3 separate regions of the Homo sapiens genome follow, and all the other regions are linked to region 1. Evidence: read pairs that join two places in POLR2A ChIA-PET (ENCODE). Cell type or tissue: HepG2. All regions are shown on one strand. Region 1 holds the start of DLG1 (discs large MAGUK scaffold protein 1). Region 2 holds the start of LOC105374308 (a long non-coding RNA gene). Region 3 has its middle 40 kb from the start of LINC02012.

What was found. ChIA-PET counts read pairs that join two places held together with the same protein. Peaks named below come from ENCODE experiments on the same cell type or tissue, not always from the same donor. Only the 100,000 strongest peaks of a DNase experiment are listed, where the experiment ranks them.
Region 2: POLR2A ChIA-PET joins it to region 1 with 10 read pairs; 15 of 35 experiments call an interaction of 5 or more read pairs at or near these places.
Region 3: POLR2A ChIA-PET joins it to region 1 with 17 read pairs; 14 of 35 experiments call an interaction of 5 or more read pairs at or near these places.

The regions. Positions count from the first base shown.
Region 1 is chr3:197,297,341-197,299,840 of GRCh38, reverse strand. DLG1 (discs large MAGUK scaffold protein 1) reads left to right here and starts at 1,229. Exons shown (of 25, transcript NM_001366207.1): 1 at 1,229-1,305. It overlaps DLG1-AS1 (DLG1 antisense RNA 1), which reads right to left and starts at 1,594. Exons shown (of 3, transcript NR_038289.1): 1 at 1,231-1,594; 2 at 749-863. RefSeq lists silencers at 1,053-1,182, 1,673-2,302. In HepG2, no CTCF peak of the experiment used is centred here; DNase peaks (open chromatin) are centred at 340, 1,110, 1,680, 2,240 and 1 weaker place; H3K4me3 peaks cover 2,500 bases.
Region 2 is chr3:197,456,980-197,459,479 of GRCh38, reverse strand. It overlaps LOC105374308 (a long non-coding RNA gene), which reads left to right and starts at 1,192. Exons shown (of 5, transcript NR_189108.1): 1 at 1,192-1,295; 2 at 1,697-1,852. In HepG2, a CTCF peak has its summit at 986; DNase peaks (open chromatin) are centred at 969 and 1,729; H3K4me3 peaks cover 1,693 bases.
Region 3 is chr3:197,467,978-197,470,477 of GRCh38, reverse strand. No RefSeq gene overlaps it. Among named protein-coding and RNA genes, the nearest start is that of LINC02012, 40 kb to the left of the region's middle. In HepG2, no CTCF peak of the experiment used is centred here; a DNase peak (open chromatin) is centred at 1,497; H3K4me3 peaks cover 1,468 bases.

The DNA of each region.
Region 1 (2,500 bases):
TAAATTCCGTCCCTCTGTTAAGTTCCCGGCTGTTAGGACACCTCTGCCTTCAGCACCGTTTGACCCTTCTATCCCATTTTCTCTATGCAATGTTGCTTTAACTGTTGTTCAAGATCCCAGGATGCTTGATCCGGGAAAGCACAGAGGTCTGCTGCCAACATACCAACATACCTCTCTGTCAAGTTGTCCAAAATCACAAGAGAAAGAGCCCTGGACTAGAGCTAGGAGACCTGAGTTCTCGGCTGCTCTGTTACTGATTAGCGTCTATGTCCTTGGACAAGTTGCTTCCCTTTTTCCGGACCTCGGTTCCTTGTCCTAGATAGGTTCTAAAGTCGGTGGGTCCTTACAGTAAGTTAGGATTCTAAGGTGCAATCCAAAAGTAAAACCAGTGGTCAGTATACCTCTGAGTAGCTGTTAAGGTTACAATACGAGGTTCCTCGGCCTTCCCTTTGGTAGCCAATGGATACGGCCTCAGTCAGAGGCCGTCAGGTTTACTGGGAAGAGCCTTCCGGTTTTGAAAGACAGGATCTCCGGGTTTCCAGTTCTGTCACTCACTCGGGGTAACTTTGGGCAAATTCTCTCTGGACCTCCTAATAGGGAGGTCCTCGTCACCCCGAGGAAGTTCGAAGACGTGGGCAGTGACTTGGAAAGCTTCCCGAGATTCCCCTTCTATAACCTGGGTGGCTCAGACCGGGAGCGGGGTCCCAGCCGGCCGGTAATTCCGCCCGGAGGTGCGCACGAAACAAACCTGCAGCGCTGGCCGAGGGCGGCTCAGCTTCGGAGGGCGCGACTCCGGGTGAGTTCTTAAAGGGACCGTCAGAGTTTGGGTAACACCTGCGATGCTGACCGGGCGGGGACGCAGGCTTGAGGGAAATGAATGAATGAATGAATGAGCGAATGAATGAACAAACCTTCTCTGCCCACCCTTAAGTATACCATACTCGGAATTAATCAGTTAGGCTTAAAAATCTTGTACTATAACCCTCAAACTCTTGCCAAGTTAACCAGTGTCTCTATTTCATATGTCCTTCTGTAATGAAACCCCTCCCCCCAAGCCTATTACTAAGGGACGAAGAGTAACTTAACAATCAGCCTGGAGTGGAAGGCAATGCAGAGTTGGCACCCCTCCCCGAACTCCTCCCTCTCCCTCTCCCAGGCCCCGCCCTCCCCGCCCCCTGGGAGGTGCAGTTGGCTCCTCCTTAAGGCGGCTTTTCCCCGGTGGGGATCTACCCCCGGGGTCGCCAGGCGCTGTCTCTGCCGCGGAGTTGGAAACGGCACTGCTGAGTGAGGTTGAGGGGTGTCTCGGTATGTGCGCCTTGGATCTGGTGTAGGCGAGGTCACGCCTCTCTTCAGACAGCCCGAGCCTTCCCGGCCTGGCGCGTTTAGTTCGGAACTGCGGGACGCGCCGGTGGGCTAGGGCAAGGTAAAGGCGGGCTCCTCCAGGGCCACCCCGGGCCACCTGTGGAGTCCGAGTGTTAACTCCTTTGTTCTCAGAGCCACTTCAGCGGCCGCCCTTTTAAGCGAAGAGGTTCCCTTAGGATGCTCCCCGGGTACCCCTTCCGTTCCCCTGCCCTCCCCCGACCCGCCTCCCCCTTCCAACCCGAAGGTAGCAGCGCGGGGAGCCCGGGGCTCGGCGCGAGCCGCCTCCTCACTTCCCATTGGCTGAGAGCGCCGGGAAAGCGGTCACGTGGGAGCGCGGCAGGCCAGCTCGGGGGCCGCCATCTTGGCGGAAAGTTTCGGGGGAGAGCGGTTGGGGGCGCGGAAGGAGGCGAGGTTCCGGGGGTGGGGCGTGCGGCAGCAACTGGGCGAGCGGGCCGGGGGGCCGCGGCGAGCGAGGAGGCGGCGCGGCCGAGAAGGAGGACGAGGCCGCGGGGGTGCGGCGGCCCAGGGGAGCTCCTCCCCCGTCCCTTCGCCCCCTCCGCTCGGCTCCGCGGGCCCCGGGCGGGGCGGGGGTACGTGGAGCGGGGCCGGGCTGGGGAGCTGCTCCGAGTCTGGCCGGGGCGCACCCCAGTTCCGAGCGCACGCCGCTCACCGGAACTTTGTGGCGGCGCCGCAGGTGTGGGGGCCCGCGGAGGTGTGCATGCGGGGCGCGAGGGCGTCGCGGAGAGCGGCCGCTGCCCTGTCCGGCCCCCGCTGGAGCAGCCCGGAGGCAGCGAGCAAGGAGAAAGGCAAGCGAGAGGAGGGGGCCCGAGCAGGGCGGGCGGCCAGTCCCGCTGGTCCCCTCTCAGCGCTCTGCGGCCGCTGCTGGCTCAGGGGCCAAGGGTCGGAGCGCTTCACCCGCCCGTACCCAGTAGCAGGTGGGGAGTGTGGATACTTGTGCGGGGGAAGAGGCGGCCTCAGGTCTAGGCTCTTTGGGGAGGGGACGCTTTCGAGGAGAGTTTGGAAGCCGACTTCTGTCTGTTCTTAATTTGGAGGGGTACCCACTCCAAGGAAAAGCTTTCCACGTTGACAGACAACTGCTGCGTTTTGAGACTCTTTCTTTGACTTGGTAAAACTTTGG
Region 2 (2,500 bases), 160 kb before region 1:
CACATCCCTCCTGACCACACCCGTCCTCACTGCATCCCTACTAACTGCATCCCCTCCCGACTGCATCCCCACTAACTACATCCCCTCCTGACCACATCCCTCCTGACCGCACCCCTCCTGACCCCAATCCCTACTCACAGCCTCCAAGGCTACCAGGTGCTGTTCACATGTGGCCAGCACTGTTGGTGGAAGGCGCCACACCCAGTAATCCAGGTGTCGTCCTCCCGTCCAGGTCCAGCGGCCTCTTCCTGCTTCTGCAAGCCTAGTTTTTTCTAGTCTTTGGGAGAGGAAAGTCTCGTTTTGCAAGCACACTGCCTGGCCTTTGTGTCTAGCCCTGGCTCTGTGGGTTCTGTGAGTGTTTGTTTCTGACCAGTCTGGACTGGGGTGCCCTTCGGTGCCAGCAAGAGAGCAGCGTGCAAGGGAAATACACAGATCAACCCTTGGAGCTGTAATCTTGTCTGAATCCTGTCTGTTGTCTTGCCTACTATGTGAGATAGAAATGAAGATGGAAAAGGGTAACCCTCAGGGCAGCCCTGCACAGAAACCCCTTCCCAGAGGGCCACGGCTGAGGCACCACTCCCAGGACAGCTGGGCCTTGAGCTCCATTTGGTCTTTTCTTCCTGGGGAAAAAAGGCCCTGTGTGGCTGTTTGTCCATAATGTTAAAGAGAGCCTCTTGGGGGCCCTGGATGTAAAGGTAGAGGTTCTGAGTTTAGGACCCTGCAAATTGCCCCAATGGGAAGCCTGCTAGGAAGAAGAGTGGTTACCAGAGCCCAAATGCAGGCAGGCCAACCCCCTTCAAGGGACCCCCCGCAATGAGAAAAGGGGAACCCATCACAATGGCAGCCGTTCTCCACCTCACCAAGGCCTCTGAGGACAAGCGGGAGAGGAGGGGAGCCTGGTCTAACTGTGAGGAAAGAGCAAAGTACAAATGCTTGCCTTCAACGTGCCATGCTTTCTTTCTCCAGCAGGTGGTCTGGGCGCTGGCGCAGTCACCCGGCAGAGAGTGCTGCTCAGCCTTAGGGTGCCCGTGTGCAGGAGAGACAAAGCTTTTGTGCAGAATCTCAGCCTTAGGGTGCCTGTGTGCAGGAGAGACAAAGCTTTTGTGCAGAATGCCCCACCCTCGGCACTTGACAGGGTGAGTGGAGGGCATGTGGTATTTCAGCCTCCACCCAGCTGCTGAACAGACAGGCACACACTGAACAGCCTCACCCGCCACAGCCTTGCTCTCAAGCGTTCTGCTTTCCTGCATCAGCAGAAATAAGGGGACCAATTTATCATACCTGCTGGGTGCCAGGTACTTTATATATTATCTCCTCTTTTTTTTTTTTTTTTTTTTGAGATGGAGGTTTGCTCTTGTCACCCAGGCTGGAGTGCAATGGCATGATCTCAGCTCACTGCAACCTCCGCCTCCCAGGTTCAAGTGATTCTCCTGCCTCAACCCCCCAGGTAGCTGGGATTACGGGCATGCACCACCACGCCCAGATAATTTTGTATTTTTAGTAGAGACGGGGTTTCTCTATGTTGGTCAGGCTGGTCTCAAACTCCCGACCTCAGGGTTCGACCTCAGGTGATTTGCCTGCCTCGGCCTCCCAAGGTGCTGGGATTACAGGTGTGAGCCACCATGCCTGGCCTATATTATCTCCTTTAATCACCCCAACAACCATGTGAAGTGGGATTTTTATCTCCATTTTACAGATGACGTAACTACGGCTTTGGGATGTTACGCAACGAGTAAGGCCTTGTGAGTCTTCACAGAAAGGGACTGGCCTGGAGGCTCCGAGCGGTCAGCTAGTTCCCGTCACTGTTCTCCCCGGGAAGCTGTGGATGGGCAGTGACCCAGGCAGGGAAAGGGTAAGAATCGCTGCTTGAGGACCCAAGAGGCTTCACCTCCCTCCTCAGACAGGAACCCGGGAAAGGGCTTTGCCCGGGAAGGTCTATGATAGGGATTCTCACAGTGAGACAGGACCAGCATCTCCTGAGACAAACTACTGCTCTTGAATTTGAAAAGAATTCTCAAGTCTGCGTCTCATCTCTAATTCTTTCTACCACTGTGTCTTTTTCCCAGTTGGCATTGGCAGCCACGAAACAGCTTGAGGGGCCAGGCGCGGCGGCTCACGCCTGTAATCCCAGCACTTTGGGAGGCCAAGGTGGGCGGCTCACCTGAGGTTGGGAGTTTGAGACCAGCCTGACCAACATGCAGAAACTCCGTCTCTACTAAAAAAAAAAAAAAAAAAATACAAATTAGCCAGGTGTGGTGGTGCATGCCTGTAATCCCAGCTACTCGGGAGGCTGAGGCAGGAGAATCACTTGAACCCAGGGGGCGAAGGTTGCAGTGAGCCAAGATTGCACCACTGCACTCCAGCCTGGACAACAAGACCGAAACTCCATCTCAAACAAAACGAAACGAAACGAAACAAAACAAAACAAAACAAAAACAGCTTGAGGACCAGATAGGGCATCAAAAGCGGAGAAAGCTGGGGAACTCTGTGTCCTCTGAAT
Region 3 (2,500 bases), 170 kb before region 1:
GTGATTATGATAGCAAGTTATTCGTCTTAAAAATTGATTTATAAACATCATTAGAGAACTTGACATTTGTCTCACTGAAGAGATTTTTTTTTTATTTAATAAGAAATATGTTTCTGCCAGTTGTGATTCTAGTTAACCTAATACAATGTGTTCTGGGCTTTACTTTTTCCTTCAGTTGTTGATAATTCGATAAACCTTTATTGCAGCTGCACTTCTTTCTGAAGCTAGAAGATTCTAGAATTTCTGACAATAACTTTCTTTGGAAGAGCACTCTTAAAGAAGACTCATAACAGCCCTGTGAGGCGGTACATATATCATTACTAACAACTAGCACTTGTATAGTACTGTATCTTTCACAGAGCGCATTTATACACACCATTTCATTTCATTGCCCAAGAGGGTAAATGCAAAGAAATTAAATGAATCAGTCAGATACACAGCAATTTTTCATGCTGAGCTTGGATTACAATGCAAGCTAGAGCTTTTTCCACAACACCATCATTTTTCTTCACAAACAGAGGTTTTTAAAAATAGTTAAAATGGTGAATTTTATTTTTAGATAATTTTTAATTGATACATAATAGTTGTACATATTTATGAGGTACCTGTGATATTTTGATACATGCATGCAATGTGTAATGATCAAATCAGGGTAAGTGGGATAGCCATCACCTCAACCATTTATCATTTCCTTGTGTTAGGAACATTCCAATTCTTCTGGCTATTTTGGAATGTGTAATAAGTTATTGTTAGTCACCTACTATGCTACTGAACTATAGAGCCTATTCCTTCTACCTAGCTGCATGTTTGCACCCATTAACCAACATCTCTTCATCCAGGCTTAGAGTTTCTGTTGTTCCACAGTTACCCAGCGGGAGGGACAGAGTGGGAGACAAATGGGTCTTAATGAAGGGGTGCCATTTGTCAGCAATGGTTCAACTGCAACCCTGAAACTGAATCACACCCCATAGTAATCCTAGAAACTCTTCGTGTGTGATTGCAAAGTCCAAAAAACTATCATTTTGTAGGAGTCAACTATGCAAATAAATATCTCGACTTCTTATCTTTCTAAGTAATCTGTTGTAATTCAGTATCAGAGCTGTCAGAAAACTGATTAAGTTTGACTTCTCTTTGCCCCTAAATGAAGGGGTTAATTGCCAGGTTGAAGCCTAGGGACAGAAGGAAGAGGCAACAGAGGAATCACAGGCAGGTTTCAGTCGCTCTGGGAAGGCACAGTCATGAGCCATCGGTGGCTGCTGCTGCTGCTGTTTGCATTGGCAGGCTCAGTGTTCGTTTCCACCCAGGACTTTGTCTAAGGACACGCTGTCTCTGCTCCCCTGTTCTCACCTTCATCCAGAGCAACCCTGGGTTGCCAGACTTGTCCTTGCCCTGTGTCTTGTTGCTTCACTGCCTCTTCTCTAGCACACTTCAAGAGAAGGGAGCCAGCTGGAGAGGAAAGCTCAGCCTGGCTTTGAGTCATGGCCAGAATGGATTGAGTCCCAGAGGGACTTGTTTGTATGTTGGGTTAATGATCTCCACTGGTCTAAAGGTCCCATAACTTATTGCTACTCATCCTTCCAGGCCCTGTTCAGATGCCACCTCTTCCGTGAGGACTCCTCCTGATGCAACATAAAACTGATCTCTCCTTCATCTGTAGCCCCAGAGCAGTTTCTTGGGTCCTTCCTCAGAGCACTCCTCCCCACTAGCTTATATTTCGGTTATCTCTGTACCTATTTTATCATCCCAGTAGACTGAGAGGAGGGCTTATTCAGTGCAGCCAACCCCAATGCCCAACCAAAAATGCTCAGTGGTGAGAGTGTGAAACTAAATGGAACTCACATGCCCCAAAACGTCAGGTTCAGAGGTACTCCTTAGCCAAACAGGAGTGCGCTGCTTCCTTGAGTGCAAGGGAATGTCAATGTTTCATCCACAAGAGTTGGATGCATTTTTCCCGATGGGAGGTGCCTAATTCAAGCCAGCTGCCCCTAAACTAATGCCATCTTCCTCCTCCTACTCCCCAGCTGCATCTTTATTTTCTTAATCCTTTTTTCCCTCTTGGGTAGGTTTCAGTGGCTCTAATCACCCATCCTACCTCCTACACCCTCCGCCCCTTCTCAGCCTTGGTCCACAAACCCTGGAGTAAACTCCAAAAACAAAGTGGCCTTCACAGTGCTGACTCATTGACTTCCAAATTCCCGCCGGGGCCCTTGAGGGGCTTGCCGAGCCGTCAGGAGCAGCAAAAACTTGGGTAGACTGAGACCTGTTAATAGAGTCTGCTGCTCTGTGAATATCTTAGAAACGTGCTACTGAAAGGACACTCTTTAACAAATTTTTCAGTTAGGGGCCAGGCACGATGGCTCACACCTGTGATTCCAGGACTTTGGGAGGCCGAGGCGGGTGGATCACCTGAGGTCAGGAATTCCAGACCAGCCTGGGCAACATAGTGAAAACCCATGTCTACTAAAAATACAAAAGTTAGCCAGGCGTGGTGATGGGCACC